Linked DNA regions of Homo sapiens: region 1 is linked to region 2. Evidence: read pairs that join two places in POLR2A ChIA-PET (ENCODE). Cell type or tissue: HepG2. All regions are shown on one strand. Links, peaks and the distances in the headings refer to the core of each region. The heading gives the core; the rest is flanking DNA. Region 1 overlaps LINC00523 (long intergenic non-protein coding RNA 523). Region 2 has its middle 24 kb from the start of DLK1.

Region 1 (10,651 bases), core at 1,070-9,069, 88 kb before region 2:
GGGGAGGAGGAGCATGGGGAGAGCAGCATTGGGGGAGCTCCAGAAGGCCCCTGGTGTCAGAACAGAGGGCAGACCTGCTCCTCCTCCTCCCTCCCTCTCTGCAGCTGCAGCCGGAAGGGCCTTGTCCCTGGGAGGGCTGCCTTGACTCCTCCCCTCCAGCCCAGGTGACTTCCGTGCCTCTCTGTGTCCTCCAGGGTGCTGGGCCCCTGGCCAGCCTGTGGCTCCTCCATGCCCCTGAGTGTGTGGGCAGCTCTGCGGGATGAGAGGATGTCAGGGCAGGGCCCACCCTGAGCTAAGTCCAGTTGTCATGGATTTTCCTTTGTTTATTCCATCTTGGGGTCAGACCTAGCCCAGTGCTGGCCAACCCAGCAGTTGTGCTAGCCCAGGACATATACGGGAGGTCTCATGTGTGGCCCGAGCCCACCCTGTCTCGGTCCAGGACTAGGAGGCTGAGGGTCTGGCTGGGGGCAGCATCCCTGGACAGTGGGTGTGGCCAGGGGGGCTCCTTGCCGGGGGATATGCCACAGAGCCCCGCTTCACCACTCAGGGCTGTCCCCGTCCAGTTGCAGGGGACCTGCAAAGTTTGCTCCCCCATGGGGACCTGCAAAGTTTGATGGGTCTGTGTGGGAGTCACTTGGCAAAAAGGGGACTGGCTCCTGCGAGAATTCCCAAGAGGATTCGAAATCCCTGGAGCTTGCCAGACTTCTGCTAGCTGGGGCCAGGGCACTGCCGTGACTCCTCAGTTCTCCCGCTAGGGAGATGGGGCTAAAAGTCTTGCTCTGCCCACCGCAGGGTCTTCTTGGGAGAATAAAACGAGGCCAAGCGTCTCCAGAAAGCTTGGGGCTTCTGCGATCAGGGGGTTGGGATGGAGGCCCCACAGAGCCAGTATCAGCAGAGCAGGGCAATAACCCACATTTCATAATCCTTGAACTTGGACAAACAGACACTGGGTCCCATGTCAGCAGGCCTAAGGCCGGAAGGGTGGCTCGCCACCTTCTGAAGACAGGGATCAGAGGCCCAGACAGGGATTCCGGGGCCTTGGGGCCCCAGCACCATGCCCGAGCTCCACGTGAGAAGATGAGCTCAGGCCTCCGCTCCCTCTAAGCTGGTGGGTGGGAATTTGGGATGGGATTTGTGCGAGGTGAGGAAAATTGTTTCTAGTTTCCTCCTTATGGGGCCTGAGCTGGGCCCCTGTGTCTACCACTGGGGCAGGCCTGGGCCCAGCTGTGGATAGCTGCCATGCCGGCCACTTCACCTCTGGCTCTGCCAAGCCTTGTCCCCGTGGGGCCGCCCTCCACCCCGGCTCTACTGTGCCAGAAAGGAGGCCCCAGAGGCCAGGAGGCACCTGGTCAGCCCACACCTACACCGGCCAAGTAGCAGGTGGACTTTTCACGTGGGAAGCCAGACCAAATCTCTGGGCTCCATTTTCCTGCTAAAGGGAAACAGAAAACCTGGAACCCATCAGTTGTCATTGGGGATGGAGGGGACAGAAGGGACAGGGCCACCTCAATCCTGTCCCTCGAGACCTGAGACAAAGATGTACAAGGTGTGGAGCAGGCAGCGGGACCAGGTTCACTCCCAGAAACCTGGGCTTGGTGAACTAGGGGAGCCTGAGGCTTCGGGGTAACCGGAGAGAACGAGAGAGCTTCCGCACAGTGAGGCTCGCGGCAAGTGCGCAGTAAATGTTAGCCCTGTGGCTGCCCTCCCCGGGACTCAGTTGACCCGTCTCGTCAAACAAAGAAGTCACTCAGAGCATTGGTTCACCCAGGTCCAGGGTGCTGAGAGGGCTGTTCTAGGGGTCTCTGGGTCCCCCATGCCTCCCTTCAACCAGGGAAACTCCCTGAAAATCTATTCTACATTTTGGGCTTCTGGATAAGAATTCACGGGAATAAAGGATCCCACAACTAAAATACATTTTGTAAAAAGGCTGGTTTGGAGACGCATGTGCATACAAAGGGCAGCCCGCAGCCCTCCTGCTCCAAGTCTGTTGGCGGAACTTAAGCCCAGGCAGCCTGTGTGCAAGGGGAGGGCAGCCTGGCTCTGTAGGAGATGGCTGGTTTCAGGGTGGCCTTGACCTTACTATCACGGAGTTCAGTGACCTCTTTGCAGACCTGCTCTGGGCTCAGCTGGGATTCCAGGGACTATCAGCAATTGGAGGGGAGTGTCCCTCCCCACTGAGAGAGGTGGAGAAGGACAGGAGCAGACAGCCCTGCAAATGACTCATCCCTGCCCTCCGTGCCTCAGTGCCCTCATCTGTGAAATGGGTATAATAGGAGTGTCCCTCTTCATAGCGTTGCATGGATGAAATGAGATAATGCATCTAGAGCTCTTAGTGTGGGCGGCCTGGCATGTAGTAAGTGATCAATTAATGGTGGCATGAGTCACTGTTACTCATATTATTATTCATATCGCAGTGCCCTTCGGCTTCTTCAAGAATGTATACTGAGCTGGCCTCACTCCAGAGTTGTTTACTTGTGCTTGTCTTCACAAGGTAATTGAGAAGAGGCCAAAGAGAGCAAGGGCCAGCCCTCCGGCCGCCTGCTTCCCAGGCCGGACTGTTTCCTTCTCCAGGGCCACCTCTGCAAACTCTTCAAAAGAAGCAAGGTCATACTCCCTAGTCTAAGCAAAGGAGGAAACCAAAGGCAGCTTTGATATGTCAGCTTAGGGAACAAGCTGACGGCACGGATCACAAGCGCTGGGTTCTGCCTGAGCAAATGGCTCTAAATGACGTACTTCAGGCTCTCCTCTTAATGTGCTGGGTGTTTATGATTTTTTAAGAAGTGCCTCATCAAAAAAAATGCAATAATGATGCTCCTAACTTAACAGCAGCACTTTAGAAGAGATGAATTATTCACATCAGAGATGAAACAGGGACTCTACAAACTGGGCCAGCTGAAGCAGTCCCTTTCCCGGGAACTATTTTTATCTTTTTTTTACAGTCTTTCATCTTGGGAGACACGCGGTTCGCAATGTACGGGGAGCCCATTGCTTGGAGCCCAAGCTGGCAGGATGTCAAACCTGAAGTACTAGGCGTCTTGGAGCTTCTGCCTGGAGTACGAAATCCGAGGAAACTGAAGTGTGGAAAACGGGGCAGTAGCAATGTGAATGAGGATGATTGAGGGGTGCTGGGGACTCCCTGTTTCTTAACCTTGGAGGGCTCTCAGAGGCATGCTTCTCCATCGTCGACCCAGGGCACCATGGAGCTATCTTGCCCTTTCTTTTCCTGACATCCAATGATTCCCCACCTAATAGTGCATGGAGCTCTTGGGAAAGAGTGTATAGATTCTATATGGTGTGCATGGAGCAGCTGGCCCTGAGGAAGGAAGGGATTTCATTATTGCAAGGCTCAGGGGCAAGTGTGGACTAGCAGGGTCCCAAACTCTACAGGCCTTGACAGTCCAACATTGTCACACTCAACACTCGCCCATTTGCTTTAAAAAGCACCCTAGACCTGCACTCTCTGATATAGCAGCCATGAGCCACATGGGTACTGAACACTTGAAATGCAGTTTGACCAAATCGAAAGGTGCTGTGAGTGCAAGCAGCATACGGGACTTCAGAGACTTAGTACAAAAGGAGAATGTAAACGATCTCGTGAAGATTTCTACATCGATTACACATTGAGATGATAATATTTTGAATACATTGGGTTAAATAAAATATATTGTTAAAATTAATTTCACCTGGTTAAGAGCCAGGTGAAATTTACTTTTCAAAACATGTTGCTAGAAATTGTGAAATTACTTATGTGGCTCACTTTACATTTTTTTTTTTTTTTTTTTGCCCAGGCTGAATGGAGTGCAGTGGCGTGATCTCGGCTCACTGCAACCTCCGCCTCCAAGGTTCAAGCGATTCTTCTGCCTCAGCCTCCTGAGTCGCTGGGATTCTAGGCACATGCCACCACACCCGGCTAATTTTTGTATTTTTGGTAGAGACAGGGTTTCGCCATGTTGGCCAGGCTGGTCTCGAACTCTTGACCTCAGGTGATCTTCCCACCTCGGCCTCCCAAAGCGCTGGGATTACAGGTGTGAGCCACTGCACCCGGCCTCACTTTACATTTTTATTGGACAGCACTGCTCTAGAAAGGGAGCTAGGAAGATAGTAAGTAGTGGCTGACTCTTGGTGGTGGAATTACAAAAGCCTTTCCCCCCTCCTTTTTTAAAAATAATTTTTCTGTGTTTTTTAAGCTTTGCAGAAATGCCACAACTAGCCATTCTTGCTTTATATCTGCAAAGGCACATCTATTATTATTTTTAATGACTCTCAGAGCTTGTTGGGAAATGGGACTGAGTTAAGCAGCTTCCTGGAAGGATCAGTGTCAGCAACCATGCTGTGGGGAGAGTCAGGGAACAGCAAGAGTGTCGGGGGCTTTGAGGACTCCAGAGATTTGAACTGGGCTCAGGGTTCAAGAGCTCAGGTAGGAACCAGAACCCCAGTGAGGGGTGATGGGGAAGCTTATTAGTGAGACACAGGAAGTGGCTCCAGTGATGGCTTCATGGCTTTGGCCTGGTGGGGCCTCTTCCGGTGTACACAGCAGGAAGCTGTGCTCTTCCTGATGGACGTCAGCTCCTATCTCTCCTGGGGAGTGGAGGCTGCTCTGGAGTGGGGCCAAGATCGGGAGGCCCAGGAGAGAAAAGGGCCTGCAATCTACCTCCCAGTCAACAAGATGCTATAATAAAAACATAGCCAACTGTCACTCAGCGTTTATTACGGTGCCAGGTGCTGCTTCACATACTTTCCATATTTTAACTCATCTATTCCTGAATTGCAATCTATGAGATAGGAACTATTATTGTCCCCATTTCACAGATGAGGAAACAGGTGCAGAACCGTGGAGTAACCTGCGCAGGGTCTCCAGTAGAAAAACAGGCCCTTGGTCAGATGAATTTACCCACTTCGGCCACCAGGGGCGCTGTTGGCACAGCTTGAACTCGAGACCAGCGCTGTCCAACGGAAACCGAACGTAAGCCACATTTCTAAAAAGTACACAAGAAAAGTGAAATTAGTGTTATATTTTCTTTAACTCGGTATATCCAAAATAGTATCATCTTGGCATGTAATCAACACGACATTTATTAGATACTTTACTTTTTTTTTGTTAGACTGTGTCTCGAAATCCAACATGCTGTTTGTACTTAAATGCACTTTAGATGTGAGTTCCATTTTAGGCACCCCGTAACGATATGTGGCTCGTGGCTGCTGCATTGAACAGTTCAGCCACTAAAATCAAAGAACTAGCCCAGGATGGCGAATTGGTCCATCCAGTCTACCAACCCTGATTGTTGGTGTTGGTGCTTGGAGGCATGCTGTGATTGATTAGCAATGTCTGCTGTGAACGTGGAAGGGGCACTGTGGGAGGGTCTGTGTCTCCTGTATACTGACTGATCATGAGCCATGCCAGCACAGTGAAAAGAGACCTCTGTATTCCTGTGGGTGGTCGTGCACCAAGGGTTGTGGTGACCTCCCCCTCCTCTGCCCTCCTGTGGTTTTTACTGTGTGCGGTGGGCCAGGCTCCAGGTATACTGATCCTGGGTCCTGTGTTCACATTCCTGTGCCTCTGTTTTCTGGCTGTGACTCCAGATGAGCCACTATACTTCTGCGAGCCTCAGCTTCCATATCTGAAAAATAGGCGTAATAACCACTACTTAGCAGGACTGCTACATATATGAAGAATTGGCATTCAATAGACATAGAGTAAGTGGTGGCTCCCCATTCTTCCTCCTGCTTCCCCCCCACTCTCCTCAAGACAGACTCAAAGTCTGTCCTCACCCAAAACCCTCTCGGGAGGCAGACAGCTCCTTACTGCGCCTTCTTGGCGATCTCTCTGCCCCATCCAAGGCTGAGTGAGGCCTCCTGCTTGCTGGCTTCCTGCAGTGCCCCTCTGCCGGCCCCTTCTGTCAAGGCCAAGGACCGACTCAGCCCTCAGCAAGCTAGCACAATAGCCCTCCCCATCTCTGGCTCCAAGTGGGCTCTCACCTATCAGACAGCTGATGATGCTGAGACACTCTGCTGGTTCCATGGTTTTTTTGTTTTAGTTTTTTTGAGACAGAGCCTTGCTCTGTCACCCAGGCTGGAGTGCAGTGGCTTGATCTCGGCTCACTGCAACCTCCACCTCCCTTGTTCAAGCGATTCTCCTGCCTCAGCCTCCTGAGTAGCTGGGATTACAGGTGTGTGCCACTATGCCCGGCTAATTTTTTTGTGTTTTTAGTAGAGACAGGGTTTCACCATACTGGCCAGGCTGGTCTCGAACTCCTGACCTTGTGATCCACCAGCCTCGGCCTCCCAAAGTGCTGGGGTTACAGGCATGAGCCACCGCACCTGGCCCTGGTCCCATGTTTTTTAATAACCACCCCCCTCGGCCACTGTAGACAAGGACGTTCTCTTCCCGGCCTCCAGTTAGGACACTGGCTCTCCTCCAGCTCAGCATGCAGAGGCCTCCCATGGCCTGTGCCAGTTAGCACCTCTCCCAAGACACCTGGGGCCCCCTTCTGGGGAGGAATTTACAATCAAGCAACATCTGGCAGAGAGTGAACTGTAAATGGTGAACACGCTGGCGAGGCAGCGACTCCAATTAGGAAACAACTAGATTTCTCTAAGTATGATGGGAAAGTAATTCTCTGGCCAACAGAGTTTAATCAGAATGTTTTATGCAAGACGTATCCCTGACCCTGACAAATCTTCCCCTTCTTGCTGGAAATTAAACAAATACATTGTCAGCGCGGATTCCGATGAGCGCATAAACAGATGTGGGCTGGTACAATCATGAAATTGAGGAGTTTCAATGACTGAGACGAGCAAGAAACAGGCTGGAAGCTCTGCTGTGTCCTCTAGGCTTTTAGCCATTCCTGCTGTGTGCTGGGGGCCCCAGGAAAACAAAGACTTTCTGCCTTGTCTGTGGCGTCTCTCCATACCCCACCCCCAAAGAGACATCCTTTTCCTCCTTGTGACCCTGTAGTCTAAATGGCATCCTGAATTCCCTTCGGTTCCAGCTCCTGCCACCCTGCCCTGGGAGCATTTGCCCCAGCATCTGTCTCCCCTGGCAGGCCGTTCTGATGTGTCTTCACAGCCCTGGCATCCGGGACAATGCCTGGCACACAGCAGACCTTGAACAACTGTTTGCAAGAGGAAGAGAGGGAGGGCGGGAGGGCGAAGTCCGGGGACTCTGCCTTCCAGGAGGTTCCGTGATCAAAAGCTGACTTGCTTCTGAGTCTGTGGAGCTGAGCTGCAACTCAGCCAGGCTGCAACTCTGTGTGAGGCACTGTTTACTGACCAGGAAAGTGGGCAGAATGGCAGGTGGTTGCTGTGAGAATTACTTAAGGCAGTTGACTCATCTGGCACAGAAGAGGCATGAGCTGGTGGTGGTGGCAGTCGGTGGCTCACACTCCATGGGAAGCAACACTCACTGTGCCGAGTGCCTTGGTGGCAGTGTCGGGGCAAAGACAGAAGGAAGGCGGGAGAAAGACCAATGGTTCCATCCCAGAGGAGGGTGCTACTGGGCTGGCTCTTGAAGTCCCAGAGAGGTGACTCACCTAAAATCTCTCAGAGGGGGACGTTCTCGGGGCAGCCTGGCTTCCCCAGCGCCTTCGGAACCTAACACCTGGGCTTTCCCCCTTGCGCTTTCCCAGGCGCTTTTGGTAGCGTGTAGGCTCATGGACCCTTACCCAGGTCTTCTCATTGACTGTGGAAAATCACCTGGAAAACTTTAGAAGATTCTATTCCCCCAGACCAGCCTTGGAAGTTCTTGTTCAGGAACAGCAGGATGAACCCTGCCTCAGGGTTTGGGACAAACTGCCCAGGTGTGGACCATCCATTTAGCAAATGACTGTAAACGGTAGTGCTTTAGTGACTTGAGCACTCAATGGGATCCAGACAGACAGAGCAGGTGAGAGAGGACTGAGTGGGTCAGAGCCAGCCTGGCCGAGTCCCTGCTCTCCACTCTCCAGCCCTTCCCACTGTGTTCACCTGGGGGCAGGGATTTCCATTGCACAGGGAAGGAATGTGCTGTGCCCAGGGACACCTCCCCCATGGATCCCCATCCAAGGACTAGAATGCTGCCTGGCCCCTTGCTACAGCGATCCCGTGCTTTCCTTTCTCTTTGAGTTGGTACTGTTATCTCAACAGCCTTGGCTTTCTGGGTGAAGATCAGCAGCCATCCAGGCAGGCATTGCAGAGTGATAGATTCTAGGGTCAGACAGGCTGGTGCCCTCCTTATATTATTGACAAAGAAGAAAAAGAGCTCAGGGACAGAGTGGACCCCCTCATCATTCTGGCTTTGGAGATGTGAGACTGTGCTTCTCCTTCTCATGAGACACAGGGAAGAATTCAGGGGGATAAGTACAGACTATGCCAGTAGCTCAGACAGTCTTGGCCTGCATCTCCAGGCGTCCAGGGGGTTGTGAGGTGGGTGGAGCTGGTGAAAAGTGCTGAGGTCGCCCTCATGCCTCCCAAGCCTACCTCAGGCATCTTGGAGAGGGGCTGCAGAGAGCTGACGCCTCAGCGGAACACCCGCGGTAGTCCCCCAGCCCTCAGCCTTCACTCCCCTGGCCCTACCTCTCCCAGGCTCTTGGCCCCCTCTCTCCAGCCGCCTGTGTGACTGTAGCCACCATCACGGGTCTGAATAGCACATGGCCTTCTGGGAGGCGAGTGGGGCTTGAGTCTCTTCATTTTACAGGTGAGGAACGTGAGCTTGGGGAGGCAGAGGACAAAGCCTGGCCTGCAAGACACTGAGCTTCACCTCTTCCAGGAGGACGACATCATCACCATTTCTCAGATGAGGAAACTGAGGCTCAGAGAGATGCAGTGACCCACCAAGGCTGAGTGCAGGAATGTTGGCCCTCAGCATCCACCCTGGGCCCTGCATTGCCCTGGTTGTCTATGTGGCCCCAGCCCTCCTGGGCCATTTTGATCTGTTTTGTGCATTTGGGGCACGTGTATGAGAGCATGTTTGGAGAACTATGCTTTATAGCAAGAAGGTTTGAAATCACCAGACTCAGCCTTTCAGCGTAGGAGGGAGACTGAGGCTGGAGAGGGCGAGGCAGGAGCCTGGCCCACATGCAGGGCCGGGAGTCTCCCTGGGCAGCAGAGGGTCTGGGCAGAACATGGATGTCCATACGGTTATTAAGAAGGGGTGGCTGGGCACCCTGCCCGAAATGTCCTCGGTCACCCACTCACGTTCCAGGAGGCAACTGGGCCCCGGGAAGCGAATTCTCCAGGCCTCCTGAGGAGCATTCATTAGCCACGCACACAGATGGAGAGCAGCGGCGCCCGGGAGGCCGGAAGCGGCCCCTCGCTGCTCGCCAGTGGATCAAATGTTCCCTGGCTGGGTGGACATGGGTATTAGCCCTCTCTTGTCCCCTAAACGCTGATGCCTGGTCTCATCTCGAAAAAACAGTCCCTGTGGCAGTGCCAGGCAGCTGGGCTCTCACGGAGGGGGCCGCTTGGCCTCAGGACCCAGAGCAGCCGTGGCCAGATCTTCCTGTAGTCCATGCAGCTTCCCCTGGCCACCTGGCCAGTTGTGACCACACCTGGGACACCAGGCATGCACAGTGGGCCTGGCCTGGTGGCTCGCCCCAATGCTAACTCAGCGGCTGGCTGGGGTCGGAGGCATGAGAAGGGGCAGTGGTCTCTGGCTTCCTGGATGGAGTCTGAGAGGCAAGGAGTGCCAAGAGCCCTGTCCAGTGCAGGGGGAGATGCGCACAGAAGACAAAGAGGAGGCAGACCAAGATGGACAGGGGCAGCGGTGAGGGGTGGGCATGAAGGAAGCTTCTGGAATCAGGCTGAGGAAGGGAGGGGGTCAACTGCTGGCTCTTCAAGAAACCCTGCTATAGCTGATCTGTAAGCTACGGACCACCCAGCAGCCTCACACATGCACACAGGTGCACATGTACTCACACCATCTACCCTCACACACACCTGCGCACACACTCATATGTTCCCCCATGTACACACAGTCCCAGGCCATGCCCTGAGAGGAATGGGCTGTGTCCAGAGCCACTGGGGGCAGAGTCCAGTCAGCACATGTCGGGGAGGCAGGCAGGCGTCCTGGTGCACAGCCATGGAGGCAGCCTTCCCTGGGCTAGAATGCCTTGGAACCCCCGCCCCGCACCCAGGCACCCAGGCATGATGAGGCCTTCCCCTGGCACAGCACAGGCTGGGCCCAGCAGAGCTGAGCTGGGCAAAAGTGATGCCCAGTTCTCTGTGCTCTGCTCCATTCATCTGGGCTGGGTCTCAGGATGTCCCATCCCCCAAGTTCCCCTGTGTCTGGGGTTCCTAGGTTTGGGTTCTTGCCCACCTGCCTCTCTGCCTCAGGAGGACGGAGTGGCCGCATGAGGAGGGGGCTTTGATTGGGGGTCTGGCTGTGACCGGTGCTTTGCTTGGTTACTGATCATGGGACCGCCAGCCTCAGCCTACTTGTCCTTCTGTGCAGGCATCTCCTGAGCACCCAGTCCCTGGCAATTCAGTCTGGTGAACTGGCTGCAGAGGCTGGGCTGAGGCTTCTGTGCCCCCGTCTGTTTTAATGACTTCCTCTAAGGAGGTTCAGGCTGGCTGCAGGCTGGCTTCCTCTGACATGAAGGCGTGTCCTTCTAGCAGGAGGTCACTGGGGGGCTGTGTCTTCCCGGGGTCTTCATTCCCACATGGGGCCCATCCCTCG
Region 2 (10,651 bases), core at 1,102-9,101:
CTCAGGCAGGTCCTTCAGGAGGCATCCAGAAGAAGGCATGGTTATCACAGGAGATGGCAGCTCCATGCTTTCCGCCCCTGAGGATCTTCCAGAGGGAAAAGCTGCGGAGGTGGAAGGCAGTGATACTGATGATCCCGACCGTGGGTAGTCCTAGGCTTATGTGTGTGTTTGGGTTTTAGTTTTTAAGAAAAAAGTTTAAAAAGTAAGAAAAAATTTAATAGAAAAAAGCTTATAGAATAAGGATATAAAGAAAGAAATATTTTTGTACAGCTATACAATGTTTGTGTTTCAAGCTAAGTGTTAGTACTAAAGAGTCAAGAAGTTAAAAGTGACTAAAATGTTTACAAAGTTAAAGAGTTACAGTAAGCTAAGGCTGATTTATTATTGAAGGAAAAAAGCATTTTAAAATAAATTTAGTGTGGCCTAAGTGCTCAGTGTGTATAAAGTCTACAGTAGTGTGCAGGAATGTCCTAGGCCTTCCCATTCACTCACCCAGAGCAACTTCCAGTGCTGCAAGCTCCACTTATGGTAAGTGCTCTAGACAGGTGGACCAGGTTTTATTTAATTTAATTTAATTTATTTATTTATTTATTTATTTATTTATTTATTTACTTACTTAATTAGAGACAGGGTCTTGCTCTGTTGTTGCCCAGGCTGGAATGCAGTGGCGTGATCTTGGCTCACTGCAACCTCCACCTCCCAGGTTCAAGTGATTCTCCTGTCTCAGCCTCCCGAGTAGCTGGGATTACAGGCATGTACCACCAGGCCTGGCTAATTTTTGTATTTTTAATAGAGGTGGGGTTTCGCCAAGTTGGCCAGGCTGGTCTCAAACTTCTGACGTCAGGTGATCCACCCGCCTCGGCCTCCCAAAGTGCTGGGATTACAGGCATAAGCCACCCCGCCTGGCCAGTTTTTATTTTTTTATACTGTATTTTTACTGTACCTTTTCTATGTTTAGATACACAGATACTTACATTTTGTTACAATTGCCTGTAGTGGTCAGTACAGTCACATGCAGTACAGGTCTGTAGCCTAGGAGCAATAGACCATACCACCTCGCTCCGGTGTGCAGTAGGCTGTACCATTTAAGTGTCTGTGAGTACACTCTATGATGTTTGCACAACAACGCAATTGCCTAATGATGCGTTTCTCAGAACATACCTCTTTGATTAAGTGAGGTATGACTGTGCTTGGGCGTGCTATTCTGACTCATTTACTGAGTGATGTGAAAATCTGCCAATTTTGAGAGAGACCCAGAACAAGAGAAGGCTGCACAGCAGATCCAGGCTGCCGTGCCAGTGGCTCTGCCTCTTGGGCCATATGAACCAGCAGATCCAGTGGTGTCTGCAGTGTCAGAGGCACTTCCCTGGGGAGTTGTTCCGAGCTTTTGGCACCCCCTCCCAGGTGAATCACAGCACAGACCATTCACATTTTGGAGTGAGGTGCTGCCCTCCTTTGTGGAGAACCACTCTCCGCTCGGGTGTCATTGAGAAACCACTTTTGACTTGCTCCTGGGCTTCCACAGAGATTGAACTCTTTTTTTTTTTTTTTTTTTTTAAGACAAAGTCTTGCTCTGTTTCCCAGGCTGGAGTGCGGTAGCGTGATCACAGCTCACTGCAACCAACTCCCCGGTTCAAGCAATTCTCCTACCTCAGCCTTCCAAGTAGCTGGGATTACAGGTTCCCAACACCACGCCTGGCTAATTTTTGTATTTTTAGTAGGGATGAGGTTTCACCATGTTGGCCAGGCTGGTCTTGAACTCCTGACCTCAGGTGATGTCCCCATCTTGGCCTCCCAAAGTGCTGGGATTACAGACATGAGCCAGTGCGTCCGGCTGAGAATGAGCTCTTGACCATGGGCAGCCAAGTTACTAGGTGACCCGAGACACTCACTGTGGACTAAGTACAGTCAGACCCACACAGCCAAAAGGTTGGTCGTGCACAGTGGTACTCCTGTGTCGCATGGAAACGAATGTATAGGCTCAGGCTGGAGCAAATGCTTTAGGCAAAAGCAAGTTGAGTGAGAAGCAACTCAAGGCCCTGCGTGGTGGCTCACTCCTGTAATCCCAGCACTTTGGGAGGCCAAGGTAGGTGGATCATCTGAGGTCAGGAGTACGAGACCAGCCTGGGCAACATGGTGAAACCCCAACTCTACTAAAAGAAGAATTAGCCGGGCGTGGTGGTGGGCGCCTGTAATCCCAGCTACTCAGGAGGCTGCGGCAGGAGAATCACTTGAACCTGGAAGGCAGAGGTTGCGGTGAGCTGAGATAGCACCACTGCACTCCAGCTTGGGTGACAGAGTGAGACTTTGTCTCAAAAAAGGGGGAAAAAAAAAAAGAAGAAGAAGTGACTCTGATACTCTGAAGCTTGCAGCCCCTATTCTCAGCTGTGCCACCTTCTCTCTATCAATCTGTATTGATGGCCTCAGGGGAGGTCCCCATGATCAGGTCACTGAGGAAGGCATTTCCATCCTGGTTTATAGATGGTTCTGTGTGACACACAGATACTACCCCAGCGCAGACAGCTGCAACAGGTGGCCCCGCTCTGAAATGGCCCTGAAGGCCTGTGGTGAGGGGACATCCTACCAATTCGCAGAATCTGGGTTGTTCATTTTGTTGGAAAAGAGAGCTGGCCAGAGATACGGGTCTGTATTGATTTGTGGGCTCTGGCTAATGGTTTGGCTAAGCGGTTAGAGAACTGGAATTGGAATACAATTGAGAAACCAGTGAGAAGAAGGTCTGAGGAAGTGGGTAAGTGGATAGACCTCTCCAAATCAGCATAGAGTGTGAAGATATTTGTGTCTCATGCGAAAGTTCAGTGAAAGTCATCAAAGGGTGATCTCAGCAGAGGAAGATTTTATTAACCAGGTGGATGGGATGACCTGTTTTGGGGATGGCAGTCTCCTCTCTGGCCTATGCTTGGGTTTGTCATATAGGCTCCTGAGCAAAGCAGGAAGGAGTGGAGGTTGCACACTCTCAGCCACGTCTGCTTCCATTGCACAAAGCCAATCATCTACAGCCACTGCTGAGAGCCCGATGGGCCACCAGCAGAGACCGGCACTGAATCCTGCCATGGTCCGCTTCCCAGGGACCGGCCAGCCACCTAGAGGCAGACGACTGCACTGGGCCACTTCATCATGGAAAGGGGTAGCACTTTGTTCTCGCTGGAATAGATATTGACTCTGGATGAAATTTGCCTTCCCTGCCCTCAATGCTTCTGCCAAAATGTACACACATGGGCCTACCAAGTCCTTTCGGCATTGACACAGCAATGACTACCTTGAGCTTGTCTCAGTCCATTTAGCATTCCCATGAGGACTATGAGAGACTGGATAATTTATAAAGCAAGAGATTTATTTGGCTCATAATTCTGCACACCATACAAGAAGCATGGTGCTGGCCAGGCACGGTGGCTCAAGCCTATAATCCCAACACTCTGGGAAGCTGAGGTGGGTGGATCACCTGAGGTCAGGAGTTCGAGATCAGCCTGGCCAACATGGCGAAACCCTCCCTTTACTAAAAATACAAAAATTAGCTGGACGTGGTGGCATGTGCCTGTAATCCCAGCTACTCAGGAGGCTGAGAGGCAGGAGAATCACTTGAACCCGGGGGGCGGAGGTTGCAGTGAGCCGAGATTGCACCACTGCACTCCAGCCTGGGAGACAGAGCAAGACTCCACCTCAAAAAAAATAAATAAATAAAAATAGAAGCATGGTGCTGGCACCTGCATCTGATGAGGGCCTCATGGTTCTTCCACTCCTGGTGGAAGGTGAGGAGGAGCCAGCATATGCAGAGATCACATAGCAGCAAGTAAGGCAGAAGGAAGGTGCCAGCCAGGTGTGGTGGCTCACGCCTATAATCCCAGCACTTTGGGAGGTCAAGGTGGGAGGTTCACTTGACCCCAGGACTTTAAGACCAGCCTGGGCAACATGGTGAAACTTCGTCTTTATAAAAAAAAAAAAAAAAAAAATTCAGCCAGGCATGGGAGCTGTGCCTGTGGTTCCTGCTACTTGGGAGGCTGAGGCAGGAGGATCGCCTGAGCTGGGGAGATTGAAGCAGCAGTGAGGTGAGCCGTGATCACGCCACTGCACCCCAGCCTGGGCAACAGAGCAAGACACTCTCTCAAAAGAATGAAAAATAAAATAAAAAATAAAAAAGAAGGAGGGTGCCAGGCTCTTTTCAACCGCCAGTTCCCGTGGAAACTAAGAGCCTGTTCATGAGGGATCTGCTCCTCTGAGCAAAACACCCCCCCACCAGGCCTCCACGGCTAACACCCAGGGCCAAATTTCAAGAAGAGACTTGATGGAGCCAAACAAACCCTATGCAAACTATAGCAAAGCTGGATGTTGAAACTGCCATCCGGTCACTTTGAGCTCCTCATACTGCTGAGTCAACAAGCGAAGAAGGGGGGTCACTGTACTGGCTGGGGTGATTGATCCTGATCAATCCCGATCAAGGAGAGATTGGATTGCCAATGCACCCATGAATTGCAGGAGACCCTTGGGTGTTTTCTATTCCTCCCCTGCCCTGTGATTAAAACCAATGAAAATCTTTACCAGCCCAATTCAGGCAGAACCTCCAATGGCCCAAAGTCTTCATGAATCAATGCTTGGGGCACTCTACAAAGCAAAAAACCATGAGTAGCTGGAATGCTCGCTAAAGCCAAAGGGAATATGAAATGGCCATTGGAAGGAGTTAGTTATCAATGCCTGTTAGGACGATGTAACCAGTGGCAGAAATGAGGACTGTAATAACCATGGGTCTTTCTTCCTTATTTTGAATATGTTTATATGTATGTGTATTTTTTGTTTTCTTTTCTTATCTCATCATCTAGCATAAGATGCGGAACCAGTAGTTAGCTTCGTATCTCAGTATCTAGGCTGCAGAATTTAAAACAGGCAGTGTGAGTGAGCTAGAAGAATCAACCTTGTCCAAAGGGGAAAAAAGGACTTTCTATCCTCTTCTGGGGAAAGGTTAGTGTATTTGTAGGTATAGGCAGGGCTGTTGTGTAATGTGTAGCTGTAAGATAGTTGTGTAATCCAGAAGGATGACTTTGTGAGTCTCATTCATACTTTGGAGAGGAGATGGGGCCTGGGTGTCAAGTTGACAAGAGGTGGACTTTGGTGTATGGGTAATGTATCAGCTTAGCGAGGCTGAGTTATGTTACCCAGAACTTCCTTTCCTGTGTATTTTTGGTGAGAGTGGGCCACAGTATTGACTCCGGGGAGACTGAGAAGGCAGGGTGAAGGAACAGCCGTTGTGTAACTCACCTATGAGGTTGCTGATATTCCGATCACCTCATTGACATGAGACTGGCTGGGCCCATGGCTGCACCACACCCCCGGATCCTCCTTCTGCTTCCCTGGCTCCTGGGCCAGGCATGTGTGTTTCGCTCTGCGATGAAAGCCCTGGGATCCTGTGGGCTACTCATACCAATTTTAGAGGCAAAAAGAATTGAGCCGGGTGTGCTTGTCCTTGTGGGGCCCGCTCTGCTATGGACCCCGGCTCGCTCTCGATCTGCCCACTTTACATTTCTCTTGCCTTCCCCACTGCCTTCTGTTCTCCGAGCTCCAGCCTCGGATGCAAAGACAACAGACTTACAGAGACTGCCTAGCCAGGCCCCACAGTTGTGTGAGGTCAACTCCCTGCAATGGATCCCTTTCTCTCCCTCTCTGTCTGAGTGGCTCGGCTCCGCTGATGGGGTCCTGGCTTGTACAGTTTCCAAGCCATGGCTCTCAACTACTATGTGACTCAAACCCACCATTGCAGTGGGTGTTGGAAGAGACCAGTGCGACAAGACACATGCGAAAGGGTTTTCACCTTCGTTCACTTAGGAAATGCGTCCCAGCCTCTTCTAGGAGCAGTGCCCAATGTGGGTACTGCGGACACATCAGACTCAGTCCCTCATTTGAAGTTGTTTCCAGCTTAGGCCTTGTAAATTCTATATAATTGTCAGAAGTTATTATAAAAATCCCAGAGGTGGCAGTTCTTCTGCAAGCAACATTTTTCATCATTGGTATACAATGATGAGACATTGGCATACAAAAAGATTTAATTACCTATTCATAAAACAGTTGCCCTCAATTTTAGCATCTGTCAATTAGACTTTTTTGTGTGTGCCACCCTTTTCTCCCTGTCTGCTGCCAGAAAAATAGAGGAGGAGGATTCATTCATGTTAATTGTTGGGCTTAATTATGGTTTTTTTTTTTTTTTTTTGAGAAAGGGCTTCATTCTGTTGTCCAGGCTAGAGCGCAGTGGCACGATCATAACTTACTGCAGCCTCAAACTTCTGGGCTCAAGTGATCTTGTCTCAGCCTCCTGAGTAGCTAGGACTACAGGTGTGTGCCGCCATACCTGGCTAATGTTTAAAATTTCTTTCTATTTTTTTTTTTTGTAGAGGCAGAGGTCTAATTATGTTGCCCGGGCTGGTCTCAAACTCCTGGCCTCAAGGGATCCTCTTGCCTCAACCTCCAAGTAGCTGGCACAACAAGTGTGTGCCACCACGCCTGACTAATTTTTACATTTTTTGTAGAGATGAGTTATCGCTGTGTTGCCTGGGCTTAATTATGCATGATTGAAACAAGAGAGTGAGATACCAATTGTTGCAGGTGGGGTTCCCCTGGAAGTATACACTGAGTGGAAATTTATGTACAAGAGATTTTTTGAGAAATGTTCTCCTGATCAACACCTCCCGAGGAGGGTGGGGGTGAAGGAACCAAGAAGGGCGGTGGGATGAGTTTAATTGCTCTGCAGTTGCGACAAAGTCTCAGACAATCCCCATGGAGCTTTAGACATCCTCTCAGAGTTGTCCCACATTGGGGTGGGGGTTGGGGAGGAGTCTTTGTATCTCCATATTGACCTATCTTTGGATATGGATTGCCACAGGAGAGGGCCTTTGACCGTGGGCAGTGAGGCTTTCTTCAGCCAAAGGCATGGCACCAGGGAGAGGTGGACCCAGCTGAGTGCTGTCAGCCACCAACCATTCCAGCAGCTGGGGAAATTAATGCTTCAGTCCCAAATAGCACAGGTTACAGTCCACACCTCATGCCACTTGACTCCCCTTATTTCATATGATAATTCCTGAGAGCGACTCCTCCTGGATTCTATGGGCCTCTTTTCCTGGGGACAAGTTGCGAGAGGAGCATTGCTGGGATGAACCGACTGCCCCGACCACAGCAGCTGATCTTTAGGCCGTGACTGATGCTCATTGTCTCCCACCTCCACCACCCATTCCAGGTTTTTCTCATCCCATTGTAGTACCTGTAATGATCTAGGCGGCTCATAGGGTTGAGTGACTCAGACCCTCATTTCTGAGGGGTCTGAAACCTTCGTCACCATGCACTGGCTTTGGTCATGACTGTGGCACTTGCCCACTTATGATCAAATTGGGCCAAACTGTGCCAAGAAATGCCCAGAAAATAACCTGGGTGCCAAATGTGTTCCTTCCTGGCTCCATAATGTAATAGAAACCCTATCTCTTTCTGATGATCAGGGTTGATTTCTCCTGCCAGAATGGTGACCCCTTTCCTTGCCTACTGGTCTCTTGATAGGAGGAGCCTGAAGTGACTGGCAGTAGTGGAGCTTAAAGTTAAATGGGGAGAAAGGTGGAAGGAGGACCACAGCAAATCCTGTCCCTATAAGAACAATGATAAAATTGGACAAAATTGCCAAAAACAACCATTTCGGAACTCTGGACATTAACCAAAGACAAATAACAAATGGAAAGACATTTATTTAATAAAAACAGCTGAGCCTTTGTTGACAGTGGCGGGGTCTGTGCCATTTCAACACAGGGCTGCTCCCACCCACCTCTCTCTGAACTCTGTGGTGTGGCAACCATAAACCCAGAAGTCTTGCTGCTGCTAGAGGGGGCTGATCTAATTTGGAGCTCCATAGAAAAGCACAATGTCCAGAAACACTGTCAAAACAGAGGCCATCTCTATAGCAGACAATCAAAGAAGGCCAATGTCACAGCTACCTAAGTCTGTGACACTGACTTGGGAAAGCAGCAACCAGCCAAAAATTTACAAGAAAGAGCTGGGAAATAAGACAACCATAGGGGCTTTGATAAACCTGACACATTTCTAAGAATCTGGAATGCTGTGCACTTGCCCAAGGTGTAGGAATGTGCAGGAGAGAGTGGAGAGGGCCCAGTTATCTGTTTGTTCCTGGCTGACCACGAGGCCCTGCACAAACAGCAAGTGAAGGTGGGCACACTTGTAAACTGCCTGCCCTCTGAGTGTGTGCCTCACCACACCAAAGGGCAGAAATCTTACTGGCTGAAGGTGTTTAAGCAAAACCTCTGACCAATCATTGGCTGCCTATTAAGGATGCTTACCCAGATTATGCTTAATCTATAGAAAAGGTTTAAAATGAAGGCAGGAATTAAGCAAACAAACAAATAAGATTTCCATGTTTGCACACTGGAGGGGAGACCGGCTCTAAATAATTTATCCAGGCAAGTCACTAAACACACAAATAAATGCAGCAATAGCCTCTAGGGGAGACAAATCAGAACTCAGATTTGTTATAATATTTATCCAAAGCTTCTAGTTTCCAAAAACATGGTGAAACATACAAATAAATAGAAAAATGTGGTCATACACAGAAAAGAAGCAGTGCATACAAGCTATCTCTGAGCAAGCTCAGATATTGGACTTGGTAGACAATGACTTAAAATAATTTACTATAAACATGTTCAAAGGTCTAAAGGAATCTATGTTTAAATAATTAAAGCAGCTGGGTGTGGTGGTACATGCCTGTAATCCTAGCTCCTCAGGAGGCTGAGGTGGGAGGATCACCTGAGGCCAGGAGTTTGAGACAAGGCTGGAGAACACAGCAAAACCCTATTTCAAAAAAAAAAACAAAAAACAGAAAACAAAGAAATAATGTAAAGTATGAGACAACAATGTCTAACCAACAGAGAAAGTCAACAAAAAGATACAAAGTATTAATGAGAACTATATAGAAACTTTGGAATTGAAAAGTATAATACCTGAAATGAAAATTTACTAGAGGTGCTCGACAGCAGGTTTGAGCTAGAGGAAGAAGGACTCAGCAAACTTGAAGACAAGCAATAGAAACCATTTAGTCTAAAGAACAGAAAGAAAAAAGAACAGAATAAAATGAACAGCACTTCTCAGAGACCTGTGGGACAACATCAAGTGAAAGGGGTAAAACCTTTTTTTTTCTTTTAAAGAATAGCTGAAAATGTCCCAAATTTGCTTAAAAATATTAGTATGTAAATACAATAAGCTTAACAAACTCCAAGTGGAATGTCTTAGTCTGTTTGGACTGCTTTAACAAAATTCCATCAACTAGGTGGCTTAGATACAACAGAAATTTATTTCTTACAGTTCCAGAGACTGGGAAGTCTAAGATCAAGGTGCCAGCAGATTCAGTGTCTTGTGAGGGCTGGCTTTCTGGTTCACAGATGGTGCCTTCTCACTGTGTCCTCACATGGCAGAAGGGGTGAAGAAGCTCTCTTGGGCCTATTTTATAAGGACACTGATCCCATTCACAAAGGCTCTGCCCTCATAGCTTAATCTACAAAAGGCCCACCTCCTACTACCATTGGGGTTAGGATTTCAGCATATGAATTTCAGCATATAAATTTTGTGACACAAACCTTCAGATCATAGCATAGAATAAACTCAAAGAAATCCACACCTAGACACACCATAGGCAAAGACTGTGACTATAACATATGTCATCAAAGACAAAGTCTTCAAGGGAACAACAGTAAAATGACTCATCATGTATAAGAGAACCACAATCAGATTACAGCTAATTTATCTTCAGAAACAATGGAAGCTGGAAGGCAGTAGGATATTCAAAGTGTTGAAAGAAGAAACCAATCAATCAAGAATTTATATCCATCAAAATTATCTTTCAAACCTGAAGGCAAAATAAGGACATCCCAAGATAAACAGACGGGAAGGATTCTTTGCTAGCAGACCTGCCTTACAAAAAATGCTAAAGGAAGTCCTTCAGGCTAAAGAAAATCACATCATACGATAACTTGAATCTCCATGAAGAAATAAAGAGCACTTGTGAAGGTAAATGTAAATGTTAGCATAAATATGTTTTTTTACTTGTTTATTCTCTTAATTGATGTAAAACATAACTGAATAAAGCAATAATTATAAAACTGTATTGTTAGGCTTGTAATATATCAAGATGCATTTTATAAGACAGTATTAGCACAAAGAAATGAGAAAAGAAGGAAGATATATTGGAGCAAAATTTCTATATCTTATTGGAATAAAGTTAGTTTTAATCCCATACAGATTATTTTAAATTAAAGTGCATATTGTAATGTTCAGAATAACTTTTAAGAAAATAAAATTTAAAATATAGTGAAAATAAGGCATTAAAATGGTACACTGTGAAATATCTATTTAACACAAAAGAATGCACTAACAGGAAGAGAGAAGCAAAAGACATCAGAAATATAGAAAACAAATAGCAAAATGTCAGATGTAAATTAAACCATATCAATAATTACACCAAATATAAACACTCAGATCCAAAGACAGATTGTCACATTGTACAAATAGCAAAATGTCAGATGTAAATTAAACCATATCAATAATTACATCAAATATAAGCACTCAAATCAAAAGATAGAGATTGTCAGATTGTACGAAAAAC

Evidence for each region. ChIA-PET counts read pairs that join two places held together with the same protein. Peaks named below come from ENCODE experiments on the same cell type or tissue, not always from the same donor. Only the 100,000 strongest peaks of a DNase experiment are listed, where the experiment ranks them.
Region 1: POLR2A ChIA-PET joins it to region 2 with 12 read pairs; 3 of 35 experiments call an interaction of 5 or more read pairs at or near these places.

The regions. Positions count from the first base shown.
Region 1 is chr14:100,658,560-100,669,210 of GRCh38, forward strand. The region is part of intron 1 of LINC00523 (long intergenic non-protein coding RNA 523); the gene reads left to right. Among named protein-coding and RNA genes, the nearest start is that of LINC00523, 6.6 kb to the left of the region's middle. RefSeq lists enhancers at 1,963-3,162, 8,039-8,540. In HepG2, for the core only: a CTCF peak has its summit at 4,907; DNase peaks (open chromatin) are centred at 2,102, 4,509, 4,912 and 7,124; H3K4me3 peaks cover 393 bases.
Region 2 is chr14:100,746,066-100,756,716 of GRCh38, forward strand. No RefSeq gene overlaps it. Among named protein-coding and RNA genes, the nearest start is that of DLK1, 24 kb to the left of the region's middle. RefSeq lists an enhancer at 9,071-10,270. In HepG2, for the core only: a CTCF peak has its summit at 3,096 (motif pointing left); DNase peaks (open chromatin) are centred at 1,106, 4,336, 5,116 and 8,166.